Regions from separate parts of the Mus musculus genome. Here region 1 is linked to region 2. Evidence: chromatin loops called from intact Hi-C (ENCODE). Cell type or tissue: left cerebral cortex. All regions are shown on one strand. Links, peaks and the distances in the headings refer to the core of each region. The heading gives the core; the rest is flanking DNA. Region 1 holds the start of Csrnp2 (cysteine-serine-rich nuclear protein 2). Region 2 holds the start of Cela1 (chymotrypsin-like elastase family, member 1).

What was found. Hi-C counts contacts between places; a loop is a spot of excess contacts. Peaks named below come from ENCODE experiments on the same cell type or tissue, not always from the same donor. Only the 100,000 strongest peaks of a DNase experiment are listed, where the experiment ranks them.
Region 1: a loop joins it to region 2, with 2.3 times the contacts of the local background. A loop is called at or near these places in 1 of 42 quality-filtered maps.

The regions. Positions count from the first base shown.
Region 1 is chr15:100,488,478-100,503,507 of GRCm38, forward strand. It overlaps Csrnp2 (cysteine-serine-rich nuclear protein 2), which reads right to left and starts at 6,762. Exons shown (of 5, transcript NM_153407.2): 1 at 6,557-6,762; 2 at 958-1,189. The coding sequence starts at 1,108. It overlaps Tfcp2 (transcription factor CP2), which reads right to left. Exons shown (of 16, transcript NM_033476.3): 16 at 14,271-15,030. In left cerebral cortex, for the core only: a CTCF peak has its summit at 6,719; DNase peaks (open chromatin) are centred at 6,283 and 6,837; H3K4me3 peaks cover 2,623 bases; H3K27ac peaks cover 2,062 bases.
Region 2 is chr15:100,677,426-100,692,455 of GRCm38, forward strand. It overlaps Cela1 (chymotrypsin-like elastase family, member 1), which reads right to left and starts at 10,495. Exons shown (of 8, transcript NM_033612.2): 1 at 10,429-10,495; 2 at 9,700-9,782; 3 at 7,709-7,809; 4 at 7,155-7,280; 5 at 5,462-5,598; 6 at 3,718-3,863. The coding sequence starts at 10,468. It overlaps Galnt6 (polypeptide N-acetylgalactosaminyltransferase 6), which reads right to left. Exons shown (of 12, transcript NM_001161767.1): 12 at 12,490-15,030. In left cerebral cortex, for the core only: CTCF peaks have their summits at 5,850 and 6,669 (motif pointing left); a DNase peak (open chromatin) is centred at 5,803.

The DNA of each region.
Region 1 (15,030 bases), core at 4,727-8,726, 190 kb before region 2:
TCCAAGTCTTAAGTCATATGCAAAAGTGGAAGGAGCTTTGAACCACAGCTGGTTCATCCCACTGCCTCCAGACTGACTTCATCTAAATAGCTGGCCACAAGATCTATTTTTAGACAGCAACTGGGGAATGCTAGGTGTTTATTTCAGGAGAAAAGAAAATTGTTGTGTGATAATTTAAACTAATTAAAACTAAATTTTAAAAAGTCAGTTCTTCAGTATGGATTTCAATAGCCACATGCGACTAATAACTACCAGTGGACTATGCTGACAGGAACATTTCTACCACGGAGGAAATTCAACTGGATAGTATTCTTCTACAGTGGGGGATTTTCTCTAATTGGCCTGATGATAAGTATTTTAGGCTTTTTAGGCCATGAGGAATCTGTTCCAACCACTAAAGCATTCTGCTAGTGCATGAAGACAACCACGGCAATGGCCTGACATTGCAACAAAACAAACAAGCCTGACTGACCCTCACTCTCAGAGGCTCCCTGTGGGAACAGTGTGAGGAGCCGGGAGAGGCCACTGTGCCCAGGACAGATGCCACCGGAAAAGCTGCCAGGTGTGCTCTGTTGAACCAGCGGCACCGCTCAGGGCTTTCAGTTCAGGGTTCAAACCCTCAGAGATCTACGGGATGGAAACACTAGGACTGAAGACCTCTGGAGGTGCTCAAGTGTCCAAACCAAACGTTTTCTCCTGCTCCAGCTGCAGTTTTTTGAACCTCTGGGCAAGTCCCCTGAGGTAAAAGTAGAGCTCTGAGCTCCTCGTCCTCCTCCAAATCCCAACCATCAGAGCACCCAAACCACAACACACGTAGAATAAATCACACTTTAGCCTCTGATACCAGAGCAGTGAGGTTTTCAAAAAACAAGGCCGTGTCGTGGAAAGGGTAAAGTCCCTGGGCTGGCTCCAGTCTCTCTGAGGAGTGTGGGAGTAGGCATGAGGCAGCTCACTCACGTGTGAAGCTGGCAGTCGTAGGAGGGTTAAGGCTGTCGCAGCTGTCCGCACTATCACTGCTGGACATCTCATCATCTGAGTTGGAGACTGACGAGCCCACGTCCACATCATCGAATTTCCTCTTGAGGCCTGAGCCGGAGAACGCATCCATTGGCTTCCAAAGTTGTCCGCGGGGAGCCAAGCACGATGGCCCCAAGCTGCTCACCACCAGCTAGCCAGGAACATGAGGACTCTGCCCAGGGGAGAACAGCAGTCAGCAGTGTGGTCCCAAGACAGAGCTGGCCGGTCTGTCAACACGGCACGCTCACTGCAGACAAGCTGCACACCTGGCCCGGCACTGAGTCTGGCTTCTCTGACTAGGTCTTTCTTTGTTGGCTCTTGCCAGTGCTCTCTCACTTCTTCCTTTCAGCCCCTCGGGCCACAGTTACTCTTAACAATCAGTTTGCAGCAGCTCCTTCCCAGTGGAGGGATGGCCTCACTGTCAATCCTGCTGGCCACAGGAGTCACTGGCCCAGGCTACCCGCTCACTGCCCTTCCGATCACACAGGAGAGCACTCCAAGGTATCACTGGGAGACTAGATCAGAAACGGCATGCCTTTGCCTAAACCAAAGCCAGACCCAAGTGTTAATCCCAGAGATAATATAGTCTGGCAAGTCCCCAAGAGTATAACTTAAACACACTAGTTTCTTGGATATTAATAGCCCTTTGAATGAAAATAGGACTGCTGTGTTAACATAGTTTAGAAGACTACTTAAAGCAGTACCTCTTAGGGGTTTTTAATACACTTATGATCATGGTAAAGGCTAGAAGAAAACAGCGCAGTGTTTCACAACCTCATTATGGAACCCACTGTTTCCAAAGTATGTTAGGGGGCAGATAATCTCTTGAACACTCTTTGGGAAATCCTGCTCCAGGCTCTCAATTTTGAAGGACATTGGCAGTCAGGAAAACCCTTGACCCAGATCTTCACACGTGTGAAGTGTCTCATCAGCCTCCCAGAATGGGCAAATTTAGTACTAAAGAAAGGAGCCAAGATTAGAATCTGTACTGGCTCCAAAACCCAGAAAGCGGGGCTGTGGGTACAGCTCAGTGGTAGAGCGCTTGCCTGGGGTATACAAGGCCCTGGGTTTGATCCCAGCACCATACACAAAACAGAAACCAGATTCTCTATCTTTCATGGTCTCATCATTTTCTGTGCACAGAGGAAAATAGAGCTTTACACACTCTGGCCTCTGAAAAGAAACCATCAAGAGAGAACACGAAGAGAACTGCCCTGGCTACAGACACGGCAGGCACAAGCCTTCCTTGTTCTCCATCGTCGGATGTAAGCCCCTCAAGGACGTGAACCCAGGAGAAAGGCTGAGCGACATCCCACACACGACGAGGCACAGGACTCTCCATACCATGATCTCACTAGCTGCTAATTATGCAGCAGGATTAACAGCACTGCCCAGAACATGCAGACATGGCTGCATTACTGCAGAGCTGCTACCCAGAATGCACTGTGGTGACAGGAGGTATTTGCTACATCTGGATTTTCTGGTCTCCATCTTTTAGTAGCAATTTAGATCAGCTCTACAAAGTTAAACCAAACCTGGTAGGTGCTTTGGGGATTTCCTAAAATAACTTCTCAGATCACATAAAAAAAATCTGAATTTATGTCACAAAATGAACCCAAGTGCTTTAACTTTCAAACAAGCACTTCCTTCAAGCAAGTTTGGCTAAGAAGAAAAATTAAAATCAAGAGCTTGTTAAGAATTATAATCAAGTCTGGGGATGGTGGCACAAGCATTTGATCCCAGCACATGAGAGGCAGAGGCAGGTGGATCTCTGTGAGTTTGAGGCCAGCCTAGGCTACATAGTGAGTTCTTGGACAGCTAGGAATACATAGAGCCTGACTAACAATATTTATATATAAGATATAATTAAGGGCTGGCAGTCAGCAGTTAAGAGTGCTAACTGTTCCTCCAAAGGACTGGGGTTCGGTTCCAGCATCCAACCCTCTAACCCCAGTTCCAGGGAATCTGAAACCCTCTTCTGGCCTCTGCAGGCACCATGGTACACAGGCATACATGCAGATAAAAATGCCACAAGATTTTATGTCTATAAAATCTAGAAGATTTTAAAAGAATCAAATGAGTCCAAGTTATGAGCTGTGTTCCTAGGAGCTGCCTGCAGGTCACGTTAGCAAAAGAGAGGTAAGTGAGCGGAGGGGCTCTGTATGGTTTAAGGTCTTAGCTGGGCTTAGAGATGATCTCCTTCCAGCTAACAAATGTCTCATTCCATTCTATTTTGAGTGAAGGAGCATGGGGGGGGGCACCTTTGTCATTAAATATTCATGTGGATACTATAGCGGAAAGGAGAATGTCTGCTGAATTCCCCTCCTCCACGCCTTCTACATGAAAAACTAACACTGAGCAAAAAAAAAAAAAAAAAAAAAAAAAAAACCATTTTTCTTGGAAAAAGCATAAGTGCCCCTTCAAATTTAACTGAATTCTAGTTAATACTTCTAAAAAATGGCTGCTCCTTAGCCAAGAAGCCTTCATGACTTATGACTGGAAGCAAGCATGCACTCTGCCTCTTTTCTCAGATCCTCCGCTTCCGGTCGTGTGGGTTTCCTTGAACTATTCCTCTTTAGTCTCACATGGACTTGGATCTGTGCCAAACCCATCCTTATTACTACAACTCTCCCCTATCTTAACCTAGCTGCCCGAGAGTACCCTGTGATCCAGGTTACTCTGTGCCCTTGAGCGTGGCGCTGACGCCCGCCGCTGCTCCTTCTGAGCCCTTTCCTCCATGCCTTCCCACCTCTGGGGTTGTGGGTTGGGCAATGACAGAGGTAGGCAGGAAAGAAAAGGAAGGAAAACTGTGAGATGTAAGGAGAGGTAATTTTCTTAAGCTGCCAAGGACAGTCAGGTCTACATGTGTAAATGGTCTGTATACTGACTGACCTATGTGACCCTATTCCATTAAAGGATGGGGACAGAGTGGCTGTGTAGCACAGCGGCTGCCTGTCATGCCTTCGACACCCTCTCTGGCTTCAATTCCCAGCACCGCAGAACAATGACAACGGACCATCTCATGGACAGCCTAGGGAAAACCCGAGACTCCACTGTCCTAGCTCTCTTCACCCACTCAAGATGTTAGCAAGACTTCCTGTAAAATCACCTGTTTTAATTGTTTCGAGTTTAGCTGCTAGCTCAGCCGCATGAAGGCCCAGCTTGTTTCCTGAGAAAGGTCTGGAACTCACATGGTCCTCGTGCTTCAGCCTCTCAAGTGTGTGCACCAAGTGCAGCCCCAATTCCTACTATCATCATCTCCTGGCAAACAGTGTAAGTTTGCTTTTCAACTCAGCCCTCTCTGGTGTGGGCCTGACTTGTTAAAAGACGTACGTAACATGAACGTCCCACCTAGTTCCATACCGCCTAGAAAAACTCTAATTCATCACTATAGTAACCACGAGAACAAGTTCCATATTTTTTTTTTATTCACATTAACATCATCTTAAACCCAAAGTAGAAACCAGTCATTCCCATTGGCTCAACTTCTCCCTTAACCATTGGTAAAAAGATCAATGCCTGAGTTCAAAAAGATACTGTAACCCTCACATGATGGTCTATACATGTAATCCCAGCACTTGTGTGCAGGAGGAGCAGGAGTTCAAGTTTGCAGCTAAGCAAGGCTACAAGAAACCCTGTCTCAACCCCCTCCTACCCCTCCAGTTTATTAAGTTTTATATCTAAGCACTGAAACAGACATAACCAGGGTGAGGCTAGAAACGAGAGTCAGAATACTTAGCTATCTAAATAAACATCTCAACAACAAATAATCTCTCTTTATACAAAAGCTTTTTCATATAACACATTCTGACTGACAACATGCCTTACAGTGTTTTCTGTTTCCAGCTGGACAATTCCCAAAGGGTCATATATAGTTCTCAGCTACAGAACATAGATGACATTAGGCTAGCACCAAATAAAACCAGCATGCATATTTCAGTACTCAGTCTAAGCTTTCTTCAGGCTGATAAGGGCTCAAACCTCAAATCCCAACTTATATAAGAATAGCAAAAATTGGGTGTGGCGAAGCAGGCCCAGTCCCAGCACTAAGGAGACAGAGTCAGGTGAATCTCTGTGAGTTCCAGGCCAGCCAGGGCTACACAGTGGATTCCAAGACAGACAGTGCTATGCAGAGGAGCACTGACCCCAAAATCATCAACAACAAACACAGTTCAGGGGAAACTCTGGACACAGAGAATTCTTGTAAAGCTTGGGTAATGTGAATCTTTTTCCTAAATGACTCCAAAACCCTAACACAGGGGACAATCTTTCCACCCAACTCAAACCCAATATTCTGCCAAAGGTCAAGGAACCTCTTATAGGACTGTGAAGACTACCAGACACTCTGGGGCAGCGAGGCTCCTGTTATACCGCAACACTGTAACACTTGAGTACGATGCCCTACCTTGTTCCCCCTTTCTAAGATACTGTGGGTGATTCGCAAATACTATCTTATGGCTCTACGTGTCCTTGCGATCCCCAAGATCGTGGAAGTGGGAAGACACTCGGTGTAAACCTCCTCCTTAAGCTAGGTATTTAAAGAAGGCCCCTTCCCTCCTCTACTCCCCAGGTTGTCCCCGTTTAGGTTAGAATTCGGCTTCCTACATTAAAGCCACATCCTAGAAGACACAGAGCTTTGTGAGAGACCTGGAACATGATGCCGCATTAACTCTCCTCGGAAGGATATCGCCATTTATAACTCTCCCACACACCAACACCCTGGTTTTGGATATCTGTAAAATTTAAAGCCACCAAAGAAAAGGAGAATGTGAATCGGCTGGGGTTCTAACCACGAAAACTGGAGGACACGGGGAACAGTGTCATCTCTTGGGGATAACTTCTAACCTTTCATACTGAAGAATGGTTTCTGTGTCACACTGTCACTCTCAACCCTTCTAAAAGGGTGAATCAAGACCATAGCACTCAAAGGATGGATGGCAGGCGGCTGCGTGTTTAGGCCTGCGAAAAGGATCAAGCTAGCACCCGGGACAAGTGATGCTCTCATTTTTGCACACAACGCCAGAAAAAATGGGAGACATCGGGAATCAGAGCAGAAGGGACATGCCAAGTCACCAGTTCCCCTCAGCACCGCTGAAGAACCCTTCCGCTCTCAACCCATGGATTCCCGCTAACCTTCCCGCTCATTTCCATCTTCTGCAGTCCCCACAGCCTTCCACATCCTCCTGCCTGCTACTCACAAATTCCCAACCACTCCTCCCACATTTTCCTCCAGGCCCCCTCCCCTTCCTTCACTTCCCTCCATCCTACATCACTGCCCACTCCATTCCGAACTCAGCCGTCAGCCGCAATCCAGCCGGCTTCCAAGCCGCCCATCCATCCCTCGAGCTAGCCTGCAGCCCGACCCGCGTCCCCGGCGCCCCTAGCTCTCACGCCTCTTCCCAGAGGCGCCTCGGCTCCCCGCCCCCCGCCTCCTTAGTCCGCACAGCTCGGCGCCGGAGCGCTGCTCCACGGCTGCCCGAGAACTGCTGCCAGGCAAGGACGAGGCGGACCCCTCCTCCCCGCACCCCAGGCCCATTACCGGCCCCGCCGCAGCCGCTTCTCCCGTCACGGTCTCCGCCGCCCCCGCTGCCTACTCAGCCCGTGTGCAAGGAGGGGAGACCGAGGCGTGCCGGCTCCCAGGCCCGTCGCGTGGCTCTCGGGGCTGCAGGGTGTGTGGGCCGGCCGGCAGGCGGCGGGGGTCGGGCGGCTCTGCACTCTGGCTCCCCGGGCAGCGAAGACCAGAACCGTCCCGGCTCCGGCTAACAATAGGCTCCGGCTGCAGCGCTCTGCCTCTTATAGGCGCCGGCGCGTCGCGGCCGAGGCCCGGGGCAGCCTGGGAAATGGAGTCTACACTTGGCCCACACCCAAGGCATGCCGGGAGTTGGAGGCGGCCAGTGCCCAAAAGCCCTCGCCCACCCTGGAACATTCGCGGCGGACCCCGGAGAGCGCCTGTAGGGCAGTTGCCCGCCTTGAAGCGGGAGGCTGCGGATCCTCGGCTACACTTCCTCGCACCAGAACCTCACCCCATGCCTGGGGAACGTGATTCTCACGGGGTTGTCCCATATGACTTGCTGCAGCTGGCCTAATTTATAAGAGAAATTATGAGCAATGACCTATCTATTTATATGATGGATCGATTTCAACATTTTTCCCACCCCAAACGGGGTCTCTCTACATGGCTCTGGCTGCCCTGGAACTCACACTATTCCAGGCTGGCCTCGAACTGAAGAGATCCACCTGCCTCTGCGTCCTGAATGCTGGATAACGGCGTGCGCCACTATACGGGCTGATTTCTTCACATTCTTAAATTTTTCTTTTCTTTTCTTTTTTTAATTATTGTCTCTGATAATCACAGTTTTGCAGTTCATCTTTAAAGTGGGCAAAATATGGACCAAAAAGTTATAGCTCTGGCTGTCCTGGAACTCACTTTGTAGACAAGGCTGGCCTCAAACTCAGAAATCTGCCTGCCTCTGCCTCCCAAGTGCTGGGATTAAAGGCGTGTGCCACCACGCCCGGCTTACCTTTACAATCTTATGCCAACCAGCCATACGTTGGTTCAGTTAGTAACTATTCAGGTCTTCATATTAGAGAGGTAATACATTACACACACACACACATACACACACACACACACACACACACACACACACACCGTTTGGTTTTGAACAGGGTCTTTTTAGCTCAAGATGGTTTTGAATTTGTTTATTTGAGACAGGGTTTCTCTGTGGCGTTGGCTGTCCTGGAACTCCCTCTGTAGACCAGGCTGGCCTTGAACCCCAAGATCTGCCTGCCTCCCATTTTAAAAGCCTGCTTTAGCTTCTTAAGTACTGGAATGAGAGCCATGATTTGAAATAACTGCTTCTTTTGGTCTCTTTATTTCCTTGGCATCACTACCACTTGTATTTGTTGTTTTTTAGTCTTCTGTCTTGACTGGATTCCATGGAACTTGAATTGAAGAGTTGTTTATTTATTGTATTCTCAATACCAGGTTTTTAAAATCTGGTTATTTGACATTTAGGAGCACAGTGAGTATTTATTGGCTAGGTGGATGCACGACAGGATTAAACTTTATGTAGGGTGTGTGTGTGTGTGTGTGTGTGTGTGTGTGTGCTATTCAAATCTTTTCATGAAAAAAGCGCCATAAGTTCTAAATCCCAGTACATTTTTGCATATGACCAGGAAAATATAAAGCCAGCGCGACTGGCTACAATGTTCTCTCACCTTTGGAGCTGAGACACTGAGCGGCTTTGAAAAAGTGCTATGAATTCCAGTTTTCTTCATTATGTGACAACAGAGACAACACCACAAAGGGAGAAACAGCAGACCATGAAAAAGTGTCTTTAGGATTTCGTGCACCGATCATCTATCTGCTGAAGCTCAGAGGAGACGCGACGAAACCCGGGGGTCCTTAGGCTGCACTGCCTGAAGGTCACCCCGCTTTGCACCCATGTATGCTTGACTCTAAAGAAGCCTGTCTTCCTGAGCACCCACATGGTGGCTTACAGTCATCTGTGACTCCACTTCCAGGGGATCCCTGCTTCTGGTCTGGGCAGGCACTGGCACTCATGTGCACACATACACACACACACATGCACATAATCAAAAATAATGAAAAATAAATCTTAAAACAAACAACCCAGCCTGGTGTGGTGTCATGCTTTTAATTGCAGCACTTGTGAGGCAGAGGCAGGTGGATCTTGGTGAGTTCAAGGCCAGCCTGGTCTACAGAGTGAGCTCCAGGACAGCCAAGGTTACACAGAAAAACCCAGTCTCAATAAAACATCACCAAGCAAACAACCCAAAACCTCTTAGCTGGGAGTGGTGCCAATACCTTTAATCCCTGCAGAGGCAGACAATTGGAAACCAATCTGGTCTACACAGTGAGTTCGAAGCCAGCCACAGCTACACAGTGAGACCCAAAATAAACAAACAAACAAAAGGTCAGGTACATTTAAAGAAAGCTTGGTTAGCACCTAGCAGTGAGTGACATGTTTGCATTGCAAGGGGAGAGTTGTGTGCCACCATGTCCCGCTAAATGGCTTCTTAATCATTGATGTGGGCAAACATTCTCTTTTTAAAAAACACATTTCTTAAAGCTGGGTTTTTTTGTTTTTGTTTTTTGTTTTTGTTTTTTGTTTTTTTGTTTTTTTCGAGACAGGGTTTCTCTGTGTAGCCCTGGCTGTCCTGGAACTCACTTTGTAGACCAGGCTGGCCTCGAACTCAGAAATACGCCTGCCTCTACCTCCCAAGTGCTGGGATTACAGGCATGTGCCACCACTGCCCGGCTTAAAGCTGTTTTTAAGGAACTTTATGTTATGGTTTGCTGGGACATTGCATGTTGGGATGACTTTCCCCCACGTGTCAAATGACTTGTAGGTGTGTCCCAGGTATTTTTAATTGTCAGTTGCTGTGAGGCCAGAGAGCTAAGTGCTGTCAGGATAGCGGTATTGCCCTCTCAGCAGCCTTTTGCCAGCTTCCTATATGTAAATTCTTGTCCTTTATCATCTACCCAAAAGATGATTCTCTGAGATTTATTGTGTTCAGAAGCAAGTTGCCGTGAAGGAGATCACATAGCCCTCACCATGGGCGAAAGGTAATCCAAAGAGATGGACTGGTGGCTGTCCTGCTGCTGAGTAATCCAAAGAGATGGACTGGTGGCTGTCCTGCTGCTGAGTAATCCAAAGAGATGGACTGGTGGCTGTCCTGCTGCTGAGTAATCCAAAGAGATGGACTGGTGGCTGTCCTGCTGCTGAATGGTTCAGACTGCAATGTGGCTTTTTGAAGAATTAAAAGAGTTGGCAGCTGAGCTGGGGGCAGAAGGAATAGCAGAAAGGAAAGTCAGGAAGGCAGGGGTGGATCTACCAGACAAGAAGCGACAGACCCAGGGAGGTGAAGAGAGCCATTTGGAGGGACACACTGGCAGGGAAGTTGGGTTAAATTAGTTTGTAGCTGGGAGTCGGCCCCAGCAAAAGGCCAAAAGCCACATACTAGACAAATTTTTCCATGTCTTTATAATTAGACCTCAAGCTGGATCCCAAAAAGCCCCTGCAATATATGCACACAGAGATCAGAAGAGGGTATCAGATTCACTCCCTAGAACTTCAGTTACAGATGATTGTGTGTGTGTGTGTGTGTGTGTGTGTGTGTGTGTGCTGGAACCAAACCCCAGTTCTCTATCAACACAGCAAGTGCTCTCTCTCTCAACCGAGTTGTCTCTCCAGCTAGACAAGGGCGTCAGATCCCCCAGAACTGGATAGACAGCTGAGACCCAGCATGGGGGTGCTGGAGTAGGGTATATGCTTTCAACACTGAGCCAACCCTCCATGCAGTGCTCAGTGAAACATTCTTACTGGGCCATAAAATTGGACAATCTTACTATTGACAATCGACGCACTTAGTGACTGTGCTGGACAGTTTTATGTCAACTTGACACAAACTAAGTCATCTGAGAACCTCAATTGAGAAAATGCCTCCATAAGATCAGGCTCTGAGGCAAGCCTGTAGGGCATTTTTCTTAATTAATGTTTGATGGGTCCTGCCCTTTGTGGATGGTACCATCCCTAGGCTGGTGGTTCTAGGAGCTCTAAGAAAGCAGGCTGAGCAAGCCATGAGGAGCAAGCTAATAAGCAGTACCCCTCCATGGCCTCTGTGTCAGGTCCTGTTAGAGTTCCTGTCTTGATTTACTTCAACGATGAACAATACTGTGGCATTGTAAACCAAATAAACCCTTTCCTCCTAAAGTTGCTCTAGGCCATGGTGTTCACCAAAGTAATAGACCTAAGGCAGTGACTAATAATTCCTAAGAGTCCTGTAGTGACCCTCCCTTTTATTTCTCAATAATCGCATTTTACTATTATGCTTGTATACATATTGTGGTGGTGAAAGAACCTAGTGGGGAAGCCCCTACTCACCTCCCGATTCGGCCTGCACCCAAGAATCACGAACAGACCATCTTGATGTAAAAACATGAGGTAGTTTAATGGCAGAGCTCCGGGTGGAAACATATCTCATGCAGGAGACAGTGGATTCGACCACGAGGCTTGAAAACTAGGGGTTTTTATAGAAAAGGGTCTGGGTCTGGGGCTGGGTGAGGAATTGGCGTGGTTTCACATGAATGGTCCATTTAAACATCAGCAGACTGTACATGCAGATAACATTTAACTTAGGTCAGAAGGGCAGGAGATAGGGAGGCACCGGGCCAGTCCGGACATGTCATTCTCTTTATGGTCGAGCAGCCTCAGGAATGTCTTAACGACGGGCCTGCCCAGGCATGTCCTGGCCTGTTCTGCTATGTTCTCAGCCCCAGGTTTCAAAGCTCACAAACAACTCTTTGGGCTACTTGACATAAATTACATGAATCACAGGTCTCAAGTTTTATTTTCTTTCAGTGGTTGGAATATTCTTGGTCCAGGGAGTGACCCTATTAGGGGGTGTGGCCTTGTTGGAGTAAGTGTGTCACTGTAGGTGTGGGCTTTAAGACCCTTGTCCTAGCTGCCTGCAAGCCAATGTTCTTTAGCAGCCTTCAGATGAAGATGTAGAACTCTCAGCTCCTCCTGCACCATGCCTGCCTGAACACTGCCATGGTCTCCCCCCCCACCGCCCCGCCCCCAATGATAATGGACTGAACCTCTGAACCTGTAAGCCAGCCCCAACTAAATGTTGTCCTTATAAGAGTTGCCTTGGTCATGGTGTCTGTTCTTGGCAGTAAAACCCAAACTAAGATAGAAGTTGGTACTAGGAATCTCATTTCAAGAAAAAGAGAGAGAGAGAGAGAGAGAACACTAAATCAAATAGGATAGAATTATCATTTTTCTGAAAGCTCTAAATTCTCCCTATTCTGCTTGTCATATAGCCTCTTATGAATGGGAATGTTAAACTATTTAATATAAATATAAATCATTGGTCACAAAAGCATAAAATCCCATCGGCTTTTGTTGTTTTGTTTTGTTTTTTGAAGCAGGGTCTCCCTGGGGCAAAGGATGGCCTCCAAAAGTGGCTGTATTCTTCTACCTTCTATTTCTACCTTCTACTGAACTTCTCTCACCCTCCTACCTCCAAGTGCTAGGATTACAGGCATGCCTGCCTGAATTCATGTGGTGCTCAGGATTGAGCCCAGAGGTGACAGGATTTCCCATTTCATGTCCAGCCATCGTCACATCTTGCTTCTAGAATATTTGAGTATTCTGTGCAAAAGCATAGAAAGGAAATCTTTCCAAATGAGTTTAACTTAACATTCTGAGGGGGAAAGGGATATGCGTGCACATACCACACGCACATACCACATACATACCACACGCAGAAACAGACACAGTTTATTTAGAAGGAAAAAGGGCTGAGATGACAGATGCTTGGGAGCACAGAACCTACTTTACAAAACAATAATGTAGAATGAGTATAGAAAGATGCTCAAAATATGTTAAATACTACGACAAAATCATGTACTATTATAATTACTGAGACTTACGTATGTGCATAAATATGTTGAAGAAATTTTTCTTCTTATTATTTTTTTAATTTTGAAAGAGGGTCTCTGTGGCAGTTTGAATGAGAATGGTCTTCATGGGTTTGTATGTTTGATGTTTGGTCCCCAGTTGGTGAACACTTTGGGAAAGATTAGGACCTTGTTACAGGACCTGTGTCACTAGGGGTGGGCTGAGGTTTCAAAAACCCATAGTATTTCCAGTTAGTGTGCTCTAGCTTGCCCCTCTTTCTCTGCTTCCCACTCTCAACTATGGCTCCAACCCCATGTCTGCCTGCCTCCTGCTACATGCTCTCTGACATGACAATCATGGACGCTAATCCTCTGGAATCGTGAGCCTCTAAATTAAAGACTTTCTTTTATAAGTTGTCTTGCTCATGGTGTTTTCTCATGGCAATGAAAAAAAACAAAAAGCAAAATTAAGAGTCTCTATCACGCAGGCTCCTGCCTCGATTTCCTGAATGTTGAGAATGTGGGATTAAGTCCCCCAATCAATGACCACCTCTTTAAGACTAAAGAGAAAAAAAAGTTATATCCTTTATTATTTATATGTGATAATTTTAAATGTTATCTTCACAATGTCAATTTAACTTTTTCATTTAACTGAAAAGGTCAATAATGAAACATTTTGTAAATAATCACAATGTCCTGTCACTAAGATAACAGTCATAGTAAACACCTAGAAAGGGGGACTCAAATAAAGCCTAGGGGAAGTTTCTGGTGACTCTAAAGATCTGAGTCAGGTGTAATTAACCCTAGGATTTGGGCAGAAGAGACAGAAAGGTCAATGCAAGTTCCAGGCCATCCCAGTCTACTATTGGAAGCTCAGGCTAGCCTAGCCTTTAAAACAAAAAAAAAAAAAAAAGCCAGGCAGTGGTGGCACATGCTTTTAATCCCAGCACTCAAGAGGCAGAGGCAGGTGGATCTATGAGTTCAAGGTGAGTCTGGCCTACAAATCACGTTCCAGGGTAGCCAGGAAACCCTATTTCAAACAACAACAACAAAACCAAACAAAATCTAAAACTATAATGGTATATAAATTCACTTCTGTGATTTTGAAGGCTACTCTAATAAAAAGTAATTTCAGGTAAAAATTAGGACATCTAGGTTTTTTAACTTTTTACTCTTTTATGTGTATGGGTGTATATCTATATACCACATGTGCCTGGTCCCCTTGGGGATAGGAGACAGGATCAGGTCCCCTAGAACTGGAGTTATAGATGACTGTGAGCCACCATGTGGGTGCTGGGAGTTGAACCCAGGTCCTCTTAACCACTGAGCCATCTCTCTGGCCCCCTAAGTCATGTAATTTATAGCCAATATACTAATAGAATTATATGCATCATTTGTGCCTCAGAGATTCATGTATTTGGAAGCAAGTCCAAGTCTAGGCATGGTGTCGATATCTTTCCTCTCTGCACGTGTGAGGCTGAGGCGTGAGTTCAGAACCAGCCTGAGCTGTGTAACAAGTGCTAAGCCAGCCAGAGTAGGAGGTCTCACAACACAGGCTGCCTTCCTAGTTTACCTCTCCCATTTGCCACTGGGACAGGGGAAGGGGACGGCAGCCAACAGTGACTTGCCAAGGATAGAGGCAGCAACTGCAATGACTGGGAACCAGTCCTTGGAACGTGACGAAACTAGAAATGTCACCTCAAAATGGGATGTTGGGTGAGGGAGTGCTCGGCCTAATATGTCAAGCTGATTTTGCACCACTGTGAGGAATTTTCAGGTTTCAAGGTTTTAAACTTGTTTCAGACCAAAAGAAATTAGAAACCACATTACAGGTTGGTTTTAATGGACAACAGCAACAAGAACCAAAAACTCTCTATAAAAAAATCTAAGCTTTATTAAATACTTCAAAAACACACATAAATTCAAATTTAATACAGAATCTTTAACATTATCTTTGTTCATCTCAACAAAATTTAAGGGAATTTCTGGTAAAACTTTACATGTGGCCTGACTAAGCTAGTGGCACACACCTATATTCCCAGCACTTGGAAGGTGGATTTCTGAGTTTGAGGCCAGCCTGGTCTACAGAGTGAGTTCCAGGACAGCCGGGGCTCCACAGAGAAACGTTTTCTTGGAAAACCAAGCTAAAACAAACTTCATGTGAAAAAGGAGGGCCTAAGTGCTTTACAATTCTGTACATGCACACAGACACACAGCCATTTGAAAGGCAGAACATAAACACAGTGTGAGTTTGAATAGGAAAAGAATGTATTTTTCTTTTTTTAATAAAGCTTACATTTTAAAAAAAGAACAAAAAAAAAAAAAAAAACACCACACTATGCCAAAACAAGACAGGGGAGGGGAGAGCAGGGCGGAATAGCTCATTTACTTAAACAGTTTTGAGAATATCATTCACGAACAACGAAGCCTGGGGTCAGACACGCTTGTCTCTCTCACCTCTAGCTCTGGGCTGAGGTTAGTGTGACATTGGGTGTCTGTCTGTCTGGGGCTTCATTATCGCTACAGTGGTAAGGTATGGTTGCCTCCTTCAGTGGGAAGTCCGTCAGTTTCCAGCAGAGCCC
Region 2 (15,030 bases), core at 3,951-7,950:
TCCCAGCACTCAGGAGGCAGAGGCAGGCCGATCTCTATGCATTGGAGGCCAGCCCGCTATACAGAGTGAGTTCCAGGATAGCCAGGGCTGTATGGCGAGACCCGATGCCTACACTTGCACACACATATAAACACATACAAAAAAGAAGAACCGGTGAAAGCGGCCAAAGAGTTCAACTGCAGCGAATTCTTAATTCCTTAAAGAACTCATTGTAACCCAACTACTTAGGAAAGGGTAACTCTTCAGATGACTGTCTTCAAGCAAAGAGACCGAAACCACTCCTACCCGTATCCTAACAAACTAAGGGAGAAGGGAAACCAAGATTTACACTGTGTGCGTGAATGTTTTGCCTATTTGTATATCTGTGTACCGTGTGCATGTCTGGTGTCCACAAAGGTCAGAAGAGGGTGCCAGATCCCTTGGAACTGAAATTAGGGAAGGTCGAGCTGCCGTGCAAGCCATCGCTCCACCCCCCATGCCCCACCACTAATGTTTTGAGAGTATTTCAGAGTTAATGGAACGGAAGAGAACTGAGTCTGTATAATAGTATTGCAATATGCTAATTGACATGAGAGGGAAGCTGGGAGAGACAGTGTGTGTGTGTGTGTGTGTGTGTGTGTGTGTGTGTGTGGCTGAAGAGTTGGGTCAGAAGGGGAAGGTGGGGAAGAACCCAGTGTAGATGTATAGACTGAGACCCATTGAATCCTACCTGAGGAGAACTGGGCTCACTTAGGACTCCAAAGACCTCAGGCCCACTATCTGGGGGGAATCTCCAGTATGAAAGGATTCGGAAACACGTTTGTTTCAAAGACTTATCAGTTTGGAGAAATAAAATCTCTCTCTCTTTTGCCAGAATAGAAGGCCTTTCTAAAGCAGAGATGTGTGAATATGGTCAGGAAGGCTAGACTTGAGGTCTACAGGGGTGGCTGGCTGCTGAAGACCCAGAGAAGGTTGTACTATGCATTAGACTGCCTGTCTGTCTACCTGTTGTCTCTTAAGGTATTATTATTACTATTATTAATTGTTTTCATTTCGAGACAGGGTCTTACCTTGTACCCCTTGGCTGGCCTGAAATTCACTAAGTAGACCAGGTTGGCCTCGAACCCTAACGTCCACCTGCCTCTGCCTCCAAAATGCTGGGATTAAAGTGACCACGCCCAGCATCCTAGCGTCTATAAATTTTAACAAGGAAAATTGCAAAAGCAGCAGCTCCTTTACTTCCTGTAGTTCTTTGGTTTCACAAAAATCCCTTTGCTCCTTCTGTCCTGCTGTGACCCGCGCAGGCCTGGGGCTAACTTCTCTTCCTCTTCCACAACGCTGGGATCTTGCAATCAAGCCGCATTCCTGAGCTGTGGCCAGTGAAGCAGACAACCCAGCCTGGAGTTGACCCATCCCCTTTAACTAGGACTACGGAGGAACAGTGAGCGGAAGTGTACCCCAAGGCCAAGCTCGCAGTCTCAAAAGGAGAACCCTTTCCGGTTCACATCTCCTTAGTTATCCTAGGAAGAGTGCGTGAGCGAAGCATATGCCAAACTCGAGGGCTCAAAAGATAACCATTTCTGGTTCACATGAGTTACCCTGGGAAGAGTGAGTGGAGCCGATTCCGAGCTCTCTGTCTTGAAGGGTAACCCTTTCCGGTTCATGTTAGTTATCCTAGGAAATGTGAGTGAAGCGTATGCCAAGCTCGCCCTCTCGAAGGGTGACCCTTCCTGTTCACCGTAGCTATCCGCGCTTGCACAACCTTTGCACTTTCCTTTTTTTTTGCAGTCAAGTTGATTTCCTAGTTCATGAGTAACCAGAAGCAATAAAATAGAACACCTGCCAACTTGCGGCTGCCCAGTTTGCAAACCTGCCCGCGGTCAGGGAACACCCCCATCGTCCCCCACCCCCAGTTAAAGCCGTGTCCAGCTGGCTGGCCTCTGGCTTCCAGCTCTCCCTTCTTTACTAGGATCATGGTCCATCCATTATCTGCCCTCTTCGCCCTCCAATAAATCTTCTCTGCCTATTGTTACCCTGGATTTTCTTCCCCATTAAAGACCCACCTGTCTGTGACTTCTGTTTCTAATGTCACCAGATTTTTATGTACCTCTCCCCTCATCCAAGGGTACCTGACAAATGCCTTCTTACCCTTACCTGCCCTTGTGTGACTGTCCCCACCTTCTACAGACATCCTTGCCACGACAGTAACCAGATTAGCCACTTAGTAGCCACAGAGCTCGTTCATCAAAACCCCCGGCTATGGGATGACCTGCGGGTCTTCCTCAGGTTTTGCAAGTCCTTATTGCCTGTTACCGCCCTTTCTTGGGTCTGGGTATGTTTTCTCTCTTCCACCCAGCCCTGAAGAATTCAAGCGTTTATTTCTTGTGGAACTTCCCCAACAACCCACTCCTCTTTCATTACTCTGCAATTTTCCTTGGGGTCAGAATCCGATTTGTTCTTGAGGGTTCCTCACCTGGCTTTCTCTCCCAAGCTCTGTCCGTTTGATTTTTTTTTTTTTTTCCCTTTCTGTTTTCAAGATGATACCGCGGGTATCCCAGGCTGGCCTTGCAACTGGCTTTGTAGCCCAAGATAACCTTGCTGTTCTGAGCCTGCCTCTGTCCTCTGCCTCCCCAGGGGTTAGAGGTATGCACCTCTATGTCTCAGGGAACTCCATCCATGGAACGCCAATGATGGAACCCCAGAGCTTTATGCTATGTCATGTGCCTCCCAGCTGAAATGCTATCCTTCTGATTCTTAAAACAACAATAACAACAACAACCATTTCCAAAGGTTATAACCTTCGTCAGTAGCTCATGGTCCATGCAGAACCAGGCAGTAGGCTGGATATGGCTCGTGAGCTTCTGATCCCAGCTCCGTCCTAGCTGAAGGGAAAGAGCAGTCCCTGGGCCTTCTCAGCCTCAAGTGCTTCCTCTGTGCGGTTCCCTTCTTTTGAATGACTTTACCTCCTTTTCACTCCATTTATTTCTACTTAACCTTTGGGACTCCCTGCAGGTTTCCCTGTCTCCCAGAAGGGTAACTTTCCTGGCTGCAGCAGAGGGAGGTGGTGGCTTCCATGCCAGTCTGCCTTTATCAAAACTTTTAGCCAGGATGTTACAACGCCTGCCTGCCTCGATGCTCCTGGCTCCTTCATTTGCCATCTCTGTATCCCAGCACCCCTCCCCCACAGTTTCCTGTGTGAGAGAGACACACCACATGCACAGGCTGAACTGCTCGGAGCAACCTGTAATGTGTTTACTGTGGCTTGGTCATGTCTAAATAGAGAAGCCTGTGTACTGCATAAGAAAGATTATAAGATTGCTCAGTACTGGCTCCTCTGCTGTTCCCACCTGCACAACCCCCCCCCCCCCAAGATCACCAGGGTAAAGTGCAACAGTGGTACAGTGTAACAAAAGGGACTGATGGGGCTGAGACCACCTGCCATACAGTTAACTGCCTCGGTCCCCAAAGGCCGGGCCCCTTGCTACCATTAAAAGAATATAGGTCACAAGCAACTACTAAAAAATACACAAGGAGGTACAGGCAGGCTAGGACACACTGCAGCTTTTGAAATACTGATATTGAGCGAGGAACTCTCATGTCCCCTCCCACTTGGAGGTTCTGTGATAGAGTAGGAAGCTGAGTCTGTCCACCGGCACAAGAGCAGGTGAGGAACAGACAGAGTGTAAAAGGCGGGGTGACCAGTGGAGGCCCCTGGGGCTCACCCCTGCATACACTTACCTGGCATCCAGAGCGGACTCCATCTCCACCAGCGCACACCATGGTATTCTTCACAGAGGAGCCCCAGTAAGAGGAGCTGGAGCAGATGCTATAGGACACGCTGGGCAGGTATGCCTGCTGCAGGGTCTGGGCCAGCTCCCCATTGGCTGAATGGGACATCACATTGGAAGTCAGTGCAGGGAAAACTTCCCAAGATCTCCTGACCTGAATGTGGGTCCAGCTTCTGCCAGCTTGTTGCAGGTCATGGGTCCCCCTCTCTCCTCTGTGGGTGGTAGCCACAGCTTCACTGTTCCCAGGCCCTCAACCCCAGGCCTGCAATTGCTTGTTTTCACCCATAGCATGGTCTCCACAACAATTCTGCCTGCTGTGCTGCTTACAGTAGAAGCCCCACAAAACTGCAGACCAGAAGAGGCATTGTAGCCATCCGGTCCTTCCTCCCTCCCTCCCTCCCTCCCTCCCTCCCTCCCTCCCTCCCTCCCTCCTGCCTCTCTTCCTTTCCTTTTTTTTTTGAGGGATGGGGGCCTCATTATAATGCCAGGCTGGCCTTAAACTCCCAGACTCCCTATTTCAGCACCTCAGGCAGCAGTATCTTATTTCCGTCCCTTCCTCTTCCTCCTCTCTTCCCCCTCTTCTTTTTCTTCCTCCTCTTACCTCCTCCTCCTCCTCCTTGTGCTCCTCCTCCTCCTCCTCCTCTTCCTTCTCCTCTTCTTCTTGAGACAGGGTCTCACTACGTAGCCATAGCTGTCCTGGAACTCACTACATAGGACCAACTGGCCTTAAGATCCCCCTGCTTTGATCCCGAGTGCTGGGGTCAGAGGTCAGCACCACTGCCGGCTTTTTCTGCTTCATAGGCTTTTTCTGCTTCATAAGCGTTTATTTAGTTCAGGGGCTGGAGAGATGGCTCAGCAATTAAGAGCGCTTACTGCTCCTGCAGAGGACCTGAGCTCAGTTCCTAGCAGCCATGTTCTTAACCCTGCAGACCCCGCACTTCACACACACAAAGATGCACACACGTACACATAGTTAAAAACGATAAAAACGAACTTTTTTTGTTTGTTTTTTGTTGTTGTTGTTGTTGTTTTCCTTTGTTTGTTTCTTTCGAGACAGGGTTTCTCTGTATAGCCCTGGCTGTCCTGGAACTCACTTTGTAGACCAGGCTGGCCTTGAACTCAGAAATCCTCCTGCCTCTGCCTCCCAAGTGCTGGGATCAAAGGCGTGCGCCACCACCGCCCGGCAAAACAAACTATTTTTAAGAAGAGCTTGTGAGGGATAATGGAAACTTGATCTGGCTTCTTGGAGTCCTCAAAGCAATGTCTGGTGACATCCCTGCCTCGTGTCTTCTCAGTGACACTTACATTCCCACCTTCCTGTCCTGCTCTGTCCCCAGCCCTACCAGCTCATCCCCTGGAACCATCCCATGGTGATGTGAGGACAGCAGAGACCTCTCCTGTGTCTTGTACCTGCATCTATGGCCACCCAGTGTGTTTACTCTGATTCAGTCTGCAGAGGTGCAGCGACCACCAAAGCAAGGTCAGGGACCTCTGACTCAACTATCTCATGTCCTCCTCCTTTAATGTATCGGAGACTTGATCTTTGGTTCCCTAGGTCATAGGTCTCAGGCTATACTGCCTAGGACCACAGAAGAAGATGCCCTAGACACCTAGCCATTTCACCAAACTTCAGTGGTGGGGGGTGGGGGTGGGGGGTGTTGGGGGTGGGGGTGGGGGGAGTGTGGATGACTTACTTCTGGTTCTTCCCCAGCCTGTGATGTAGCAGGGAGAGTTGTTAGCCAGGATGGTTCCCTCCCGGGGCAGAACACCCAGCTGGACATAGTTATTGAGTGTAACACTCTTGGCCAAGCGCAGCAGGGCGATGTCATAGCTGCAGGAGGAAAGATGGCGGCTCACTCACCTGGTAAGGTCTGCCATTCAGAGGACCCAAGTTCAGTTCCAAGCACCCATATCAGGTGCCTGTAACTCCAGCTCTAGGCAATATGATGATTTATTCACACACACACACACACACACACACACACACACACACAGGAGGCAAACGTGGAAGCAGTTGAGCTGCTGGACATTAGATGTGCAACAGCAGCATCTTCTGGTAGAATGTTGGAATTGCAGGCTGGCTCTGCTTTGGTGAACAGAGCCAAACCCATTTAAAAAAAAAAAAAAAAAAAGCAGAGCTCTGCTAGAGTTCTCAAACAGATAAGATTCTGAGACATCTGTCAGAATTATACCAATTACTTGAATCCATCCCTATGCACTCTAAAGAATAGAACACCTTTTTATTCTTCTGTGGTGGGAGCATTAAACTCAGGGTCTCACACATGTAGGCCAGTGTTAGACTGGGATTACAAACTTGAACCACTAGTTTGTCCACTGGGCACCATTTTTTCCTAGTGCTTGTCACAGGGGACTCTTCCACTGAATTATGTCCCCAGCTCTTGCCTTATTATTTTATTTTATTTATTCAGACAAGGGGTTAGGTATTTTTGAGCCCAGGCTATCTTTTTATTCTAACCATGTAGTTGATAATGACTTTGAACTCCTGATCCTCCTGCTATGTTGAAGGGCCTGGGCTTCTTCTCCAACACCAAAGCCCAATCAAAAACAAACAAAATTTCTTTGTCCAGATGAAGTATAATTCATAAAGTGATTAATGACTGTTTGCTCTCACTAGCCCAGAAAGTTCCAGAATGTTCCGAGTGACGTCAGATGATGGTGTATTCCTAGAATCCCAAAACTTGGGTGGCAGGCTAGTGGCCTCCACTATACTGTGAGTTCTTGTCCAGCTTGAGTTACATAAGAGCCTGTCTCAAAAAACCAAAACTAGGGCTGGAGAGTTGGTTCAGCGGGTAAGAGCACTGACTGCTCTTCCTGAGGTCCTGAGTTCAATTCCCAGCAACCACATGGTGGCTCACAACCATCTGTAATGAGATCTGATGCCCTCTTCTGGTGTGTCTGAAGACTGCAACAGTGTACTCGCGGACACAAAATAAACAAATAAATAAATAATCTTTTTAAAAAATAAATAAAAAACAAAACTAAACCAAATTTCCATCCCCAGAAAAACAGAGACATTAAACAGAGAGAAGCCCTCATGGGGTCCAGTTGAGCAGACACACCCACATGAGACCAACTGGGAAATCTTCCTGTGCTCTCAAGACCTCCCCAGTCCGTGTGCTCCTGGTCCTGGGTGAGAATCCAGCACGTGTTCTTTTGCAGGACACGGGGCTCTCTCCCGGGTGCAACCCACTACTCAACAATCCAGAGTACAAAAGCCATAGATGAAGTTTCAGCCAATCCCTCTGTCCGGTGGAGAGCAAGTGAAGGAGACAGATCCGGTGGCCAGGCAGCCCCACCCCAGCCCTCAGCCAGCTTACACACACACACACCACCCCCCACACACCCCCACCCCCCACCCCCACTTACCCTGCAACCACGTTGTTCTTGTTCCAGTAGGGGTGTGACACAATCTTCTGCACGTTCACATACTGCTCGGTGCCGTCATTCTGGCTCAGGTTGTGCTCTCCGACAACCACTCGATAAGTCATGGGGCTGGAGAGAGAGGGAAGCTTGAGGGACCTCCTTTCCCACTGAGAGGAAAGTGTGAGAACGGACTAGCAGTTTAACCCTGGGGTGGGAACTGAGATTCTCAAGCCTAGACAGAGAACAAAACGGGGTTGAAGGTGAGGCAGGACAAGCGCTCTCATTCCCTGAAGTTAGCAGCCGAGGCGGCAGTAAATAGACAGTCAGCTGGACATTTTCAGTTTATTAAGCTAACCAGAGGTAACTTACAGGTTGCACATGTGCGTGCACATGCGCCCGCACAACTTGCGCTTTCTCTATACTGTCCCCGCAAATGTCAACCAGACACAAACAGGCTCAGCCGTGGCCCACTGCCCTGGGAAGCTCAAGCTATGTATTCTTCCAGAAGGCTTAGTCGCTTCCTCCCGTGGGCTCAGGAACCCGGCTGTTTTCCTCACCTGTCCACACAGTGAGCAGCGGTCATCACCCAGTTGCTTCGGATGAGGGTGCCTCCACAGGTGTGGTGCCATGATCCTCCATACTGGTACTGGAGGGAAATCTAGTCGAGAAGGAAGAAAGCGAGGGTGGGTTGGTGTCACCGTCTAAACTTTCTGATGCCACTTAAAACATTCTCTAACTTTCTGGGCCAGGGATAGCAAACCAATCGCCCCGTCCCGGCCGATTGCTCTGCCCCTCTGCCAATTGCTCCGCCCCTCTGCCGATTGCTCCGCCCCTCTGCCCGCAGTGGCTCTGCTGAGTGCGTTGCTAGAGAAGGCCTTGATGACATTTGCTACACTTGTGGGAAAGTGAGGGCGCACACAGTGCCTTCAGCATCTTTCCAACAGGTTGTTGTTGCCCTGGGCTTAGAACTCATGTGCTTTTATCAGCTCCTCTCCAAAGGTAACCAAGGCATCGTGCCATCACTGAAGCCTTACAAAGTTTGTAAGGGCTCCAGGGTCCTCTCCTCAGTGTCTTCAAGAAATACCCTTGCTGGGCAGTGGCTGCACACACCTTTAATCCCAGCACTCAGGAGGCAGTGCTGGTTTGAATCTCTCAAAATTCGAGGCCAGCCTGGTCTACAGAGTGAGTTCCAGAATAGCCATGGCTACACAGGAAAACCCTGTCTTGAAACACACACAAGAAATACCCTGGCCTCTCACCTCAGGGAGTACTTGGAACTGACAGTGGAAAATTCTTTTTTTTTTTTTTTTTAAATCAGTTTGTGTTTTCTCATATTATACAATAGAACTACTGAATATTGGGGCTCAAACTGATGTAAGTTGAGTTTAACTGAACTTGCACAGATGCGTCTGGAAGTGTGGCTGTCGAGCAGCCGATGTTCCTGCTTTATCTGCACAGAGCCAAGCCCAACTGCCGTGATAAGAATGCGCCAACATAGCCAAAGGAACATGGTGCCCATGTGTGATTGTGCCATCTGGGACACATGCTATGGACAGGTGGATGCAGGTATGGTTTAGGGTATGTGGAGCCTCTGGGATCCACCTGGCACATAGCCGTCACAGGAATAACAAAAGCAGTTTGTGGGGTGAGGATGTAACGCAGAGAAAAAGCGTTTTCCAGACGTGACCAAGGTTCTGGATTTAAGTCCTCGGACCATCGAATGAAGGAACAGAGTTTGAGTCACAGGTGAAATCGTTGGCGATGCAAACCCAACGTCCTGAGTTTGAATTCTTGAGACCCATGTAAGAACCTGGTGTGTTCCTCTCAGCACTTGGGAGGCAGAGGCAGCAGCGCCTGTGTGTTCAGCAGCAGCAGCCTGGTCTGCCTAGCCAGTTCCAGGCCAGCCAGGGCTGCCTGGCAAGACCCTGTCAGCAAACAACAAACAAAAGCCTGGATGCTGTGGAAAGCATCTGGGGTTCCCAGCACTCTCTGGTGAGGCGGGAGGTGCAGACCGGAGAGTGACCCAGAAGCTTGGGGAGTTCAGTGAGGCGGGTGAGGGGTTGGCACCAGCATGGTATGCAGCATACAGCGGAGCGGCAGAAACATGAAAGGCCACGCCACAAACATGGTGGAAGGTTAGCAACCTTCTGTGCTGTGGCAGTCTGGCACTTTGTCTGTGTCTCTGTGTCTCTGTGTCTCTCTCTGTGTGTGTCTCTCTCTCTCTCTATCTCTCTCTCTCTGTCTCTCTCTCTCTCTCTCTCTCTCTCTCTCTCTCTCTCTCTCTCTCTCACACACACACACACACACACACACACGTTTGAGAGTCTATGACCACAAGACTGGTATATAAATTCATCCCCCGCCCCCAATCATTTTGTATTTAGACTCCCACCTCAGTCTTGTTCCACACATGGTTAAAATCTAGAATTAGACAGCAAGTGAGCTGCCTGCTGGTAAAAACACATATACACCTAAAATACATTTTTGGGGGTGTGTGATGCACAGCATCTTTTGTTTGGGTAAAAGCCTGGGCTAGAGCAACACCCACCTGAGACGGCCAAGAGTTCCTCCGGGCTTCAGCCCCTCCAACCACGCGGGCGTCAGTTTCCGGAACGTCCTCGGTACTGTGTCCTTTGTGGGGCAGAGAGCGAGTGATGACTAAGCGTGGGTCTGGCCGGGTGGGGGGTGGGGCGAGGCAGCTACACTGTGAAGACTGTTAGCTTTGTCTGCAGATTTACTGCTCTCCCCCAAAACACTGAGGGGCCAGTTCTGAGTCATCTGTGCCCCTTTTGCTTCTTTTGAAAACAGTGCCTCAGAGTGCTTTCTTTTCCTCTGGGGTGTCTGAAGTGTCTGGGGTGTCATTTTCCCTTGCCATGAAAGTCCTGCCCAAACCACTAAGCTAGGGTCCACTGGTGCCTAGGCTCACCCCCACTCAAGGCCACCGCTCAGCTGAAGGAAACCCCTCCCGGGCTTCAGGAGGATTCTCCAGGAGCAGTGTGCATCCAATCAAGCAGTGTCTGGGCATCTTGCAGCCAAGAGGGCTGGTGGGGAACTCCCAAGGGGCTCCTTCTCTGCCTCTTGACTCAACCTCCTGCAAGGCCAGGCAGTGCGCCTCAGCGCCTGTCCTTTGCTCAAGGAGAGTAAGGCTTTTGCTAGGCTGACAGACACAGCTTTCTGCCTTCCTCTGAGATAGAAAGCCAGCCAGGGCGTAGAGACTTTATGATCCTCCCTGCTCAAGTCCACCTCCCTCAGAACTTGGGCCAAATGATCCACTTACCACACAGGACCAGGGAAGCAAACACCAGGAAGCGCAACATGTTGTGGAGAGAGTAGACCACTGTCCCCTTGCCATGAACCGAGCCCTCTTTATACGCCTCTTATCAGCAGCTTTGCTGACCTTCCTCCTGCCAGCTGGGCAGGGCCATGGGTAGAAGGCAGGGAAAAGCGCAGGTGACATGAAAGTACAAATGAACAAAATTTTAAGTCAACTCATTTATCTGATATTCAAAGACAGAACAAGGACGGCATCCACTTAACCCAAGTCAACTGAGTTGACCTCAGTTGAGACGCAGCCTGCAAATCCTTAGCGGGCTTTCGAGATGGCTGAGAGGGTGAAGCCGTTTGCCACCAAGCTGACCACCTACGTTCAATCCTCGCAACTCACATGGTGGAAGAGTGGATGGATTCCTGCGAGTTGTCCCCTGCTTGCCACACGCATGCCCTCATGCACACATGGACACACCACAAACACATAGATAGGTAAACACAATAATAAAAAATTCAAAATGGGACTGGAGAGATGGCTCAGAGGTTAAGAGCACTGACTGCTTGCTCTTCCAGAGGTCCTGAGTTCAATTCCCAGCAACCACATGGTGGCTCACAACCATCTGTAATGGGATCTGATGCCCTCTTCTGGTGCATCTGAAGTCAGCTACAGTGTACTTACATAAAATAAATAAATCTTTTTTTTTTTTTTTTAATTCAAGATGAAGAATGAGGATTGCTTTTTTTGGTCATATGTGCCCCGTGTTGTCCGAATCTCTCCCATCACCCACCACTGTCCCACTGTCCACTGTGGCACTATACATACAGAGACCTGTCCTGTGCACGTAGGGATTGGGGTTTGGGGAGCAGGTGAGGCATGGCACCTTCTCTATGTCCAAAGAGGGAGATGGGTTTGTCCACAGCACAGAGATGTAGGCTGAAACCCAGGAACAGAGCGAAGATGATGCTATGAAGAGGAAACAGGTCTGGAAAGGTTCCAGAGGGAAGCTACTCTCAGGGCAAGAGCATGTGAGCAGGAGGGCTGAGAGCACAGCAGGGGAAGGACCAGCAGAAGAAGGAGGTCAGAGGGTGGTATGCCCCAGAGAGTATAGAGGGCCATGAGCGGGGCACAAGATGGCCGGCCTCAGAGCAGAGGACTGTGGGAACAGTAGCTCAGAAGCTGCCAGGCTTCCCCGGGACCCTAGTTACCTTTGAACCGGAGTCCAGGTTTTGGGGCTGCAGGGTTGGGAGAGGCTGGGGAAAAGGCTTATAGGAAATCTGTCCCCTGAGCCTTCAGGAGAGTCAATGCCCAGGTAACTTGAGTGGCTCCATCTGCAGCTCACCTTCAAGCATCCAGAAACAGAGGTGATCTCAGGGAGAGGGATGAGCTGGCTGGGGAAACCAGGCCTCCTCATCCTCATCCTCCTCGTCCTCCTCGTCCTCCTCATCCTCCTTCTTGTCTTCCTTCTCCTCCTCCTCCTCTTCCTTCTCCCCCCCTCCTCCCTTCTTGCCTCTCTGGAGACTGGCAGGCAGTTGCTGGTCCAGGATACAGTGTTCAAGGAGCAGCGTGAGAGCTTCTTGACATGTATAGCCAGGCATCACAGACTCCAGTGTCCCCCTCAGCCTTTAAGGGCAGGACCAACTCCATATCTGTCTCTGCTCTTGGCCTGGTGCAGAGAAACCCAGTCTGTATGCACTTGAAAACCAACCTCCTGTCGGGGGTGGTGGTGCACAGCTGAAATTCCAGTGCTTAGAAGGTGGAGTTAGGCATACCAGGGGGAGTTCAGTGAACAAGCTCAAGGAGTCCCTTCAACCCCTTAGTCAACCTCTCTCTTTTCCTTGAGGTAGGGTCTGGTCTGGAACTCAGTCGCTGAGGTTGTAGGTGCCCACCACTACACCACGGCTGCTTTAGATGTCCACATTACCATTTGTAGGTTTAGATACAGACTACTGAAGCCTTGGTGGGCTTCCATGCCAACACATTGCTTTTGGTTTTTTTCTTCAAGTAAGCCATTCCAATCCTTGGAACACACCCTTTTCAATTGGACAAACAAAGGAAGGCACGAGGTTTGGGTACAGTTTATGACAAAATTTTATTTCTGCTCATAAAATTTCCCATGAACTTTGGAAAAATCCAAGCTTGTACAGAGGAAGTTTGAATATATTAGATCAAATGGTGAAGTAGTTTAAGGTAGAAAAAGAGCAATTTGGTAGAAAAAAAAAAAGATACTGATTTGTTGCTTTATTTAGTGGTTTATTTAAAACACTGCTTAGACTGCCTATTTGTCAAGTATGCTTCACTTGGTACCTGGAATGGAATGGTGTCTTTGCTCTAACAACCTGTTGGCTGCCAGGGAGGCTTTGGTAAAACCTCACTTGCTTGCCTGATCCACCTTGTGGTTTTAGAATCTAAAAATGAGCACACAAACTGCACCAGGACAGAGGCCTTTCAAGAGCTGTCCTGGTTTCAGAACACCGGTGGCAGCTCCTCTCTTCCACTTCCACTGGTGTCAAAGCACTTATTCCAGAAAGATTCCTGAAGCAATAGTATAGCTCATGAAAATGAGAAATAGTGCAAGCCTGTGACCCCCCCCCCCCCCCCAGCATGGGGCAAGGAAGGCCAGTTTGGGCTACACAGCATGATCCTGCCTGGGAAGAAGGGAGGAAGAAAAAGGAACAGCTCTGTTCCGGGGTGGGTGTGAGGAAGCCACCAGAGTGGACACCTTAGCTGGGTATAATAGAATTGGGCTGAAGAGGTAATATACAAATTCTGGGATACATGAGAAAGCCTGTCAGCACTAGAGTGGATACCTTAGCTGGGTATAACAGAATTGGGCTGAGGAGGTAATATAAAAATTCTGGGATAGAGGGGAAATAGTTTATGGCTGATAAACATTTAGATGTTTGATGGAACCAACATTAGGGTCAAGATTTTGACTCCCTATAATTAACTCATTGTTAACATAGTTCACACAGTCTTTCTCACCTACAGGTCAACCTGCTCTCCTATGGGGCAGATCTAGTCAGTAGGAACAGTGCTTAGGGCCCAGAATATATTTAGGGGCCTATAAAAAGTGTTTCAACTTAAGATCTGAAGAAATGAATAGGATCTATATTGTTATCTTTATGCCAATGTGATCTGAACTTAGCATCATAGCCCATGTTGGTCTCCAGCTCCCAGTCTAGCTCACGTGAACCTCACATCTTCTTGCTTCTATCTCCTAACTGCTGGAATTACTAGCCTGGGCTAACCTGGGTCACCATACCTAGTGTACCTGGCTTAATGGATCAAACCCCGGGCCTTGAGCATGTCAGGCTCATGTTACCAACTGAACACTGCCCAGCTTTTCATTTTTGTTTTAAAATTAAGAATACTTATTTACACTTTACAGGTATGAGTGTTTTTGCTGCATGTATGTCTATGTACCACTCATGTGCCTGATGTGCTTAGAAGCCAGAAGATGACACAACCTTTCAGAACTGATGGTTACATGTCGTTACATATGGCTGCTGGGGATTGAATCCAGGTCCTCTGGAAAAGCAGAAAGAGCTCCTGGTCACAAAGTCATCTCTCCAGCTTTCCTTCCCACCTTCTTTCTCTTTTTGAGACAAGGTCTCACTCTGTAGCCCTGGCTAGCATGGAACTTGCTATGTAGACCAGCCTGGCCTCAAACTAATGTCTGCCTGCCTGCCTGCCTCTGCCTTAGGACCCACCACCATCAGCTTCTCCCTTCAGCCACCGTTGTCAGGCCTCTCCTGACTTGTTTTAACTCCTTTCCTCAAGCATTCTGGGACTCGTCTTTAGACTTCACGGGGTAAGGGTCCCATCTCACACTTGCACACACTACACACCCAATACACACTGGCTGGAGAGTGTTTGCAGGTGTGACAGTAGCCACAGGGTCCTTGCTAGTCCCATCTGTTTCAGTTATGGCTAAAGCAGGGAGAGAGGAACTCAAATCCAACATCTTTGACCAATACCATAAAACCTTTATTTCCACCAGGTTCCCAATCAGCCTCTCTTCCCTCTCCCACCTTGGATCACAACTCGGTCAGACTCTTTCCCTTGGCTGGGCTACCTCTGATTGTCACCCAGGGGACAAGGGAGGCTTCCTGCAATGTGCCCTTGCATGGAGCAGGAGGCAGCCATGGTCCCATGCTGAAGTCCCCTAAAGCCTTCCTGGACATTTCTATTTTCTTCCAGGCAGAGTGACAGTGGGGTCCAAGTTGATTGTAGAAAGGCTGGCATCCTCGGGTCAGCTCTGCACAGGGCACTCAGGCAAGCAGATGAGATCAGCCCTCCAGGCAACTGCACGCTGTCCCTGACCCCTCAGACTTGCCACGACTCTGATTAGCCTTATCTTGGGTCTAAGCTTGGAACTGCTAAACATCTTGCCAGGTGACCTTGGACAAAACACCTATCTAGTTTCTGCTGAGGAGTAAGTGTAAAAGGGGAGGGGGGCTGCCTTAGTTCAGGGGCTGCAAGGCAGTCCCCTGCATATTCTCCATGCTGTTTTTTAATTGCCTTTGAGGAAAGGTCAAATTTTGAAGCCCAGGCTGTCCTTGGAGCTTAAGACCTTGCTGCTTTAGTCTCTGAGCACCGAGGCTGCAGACC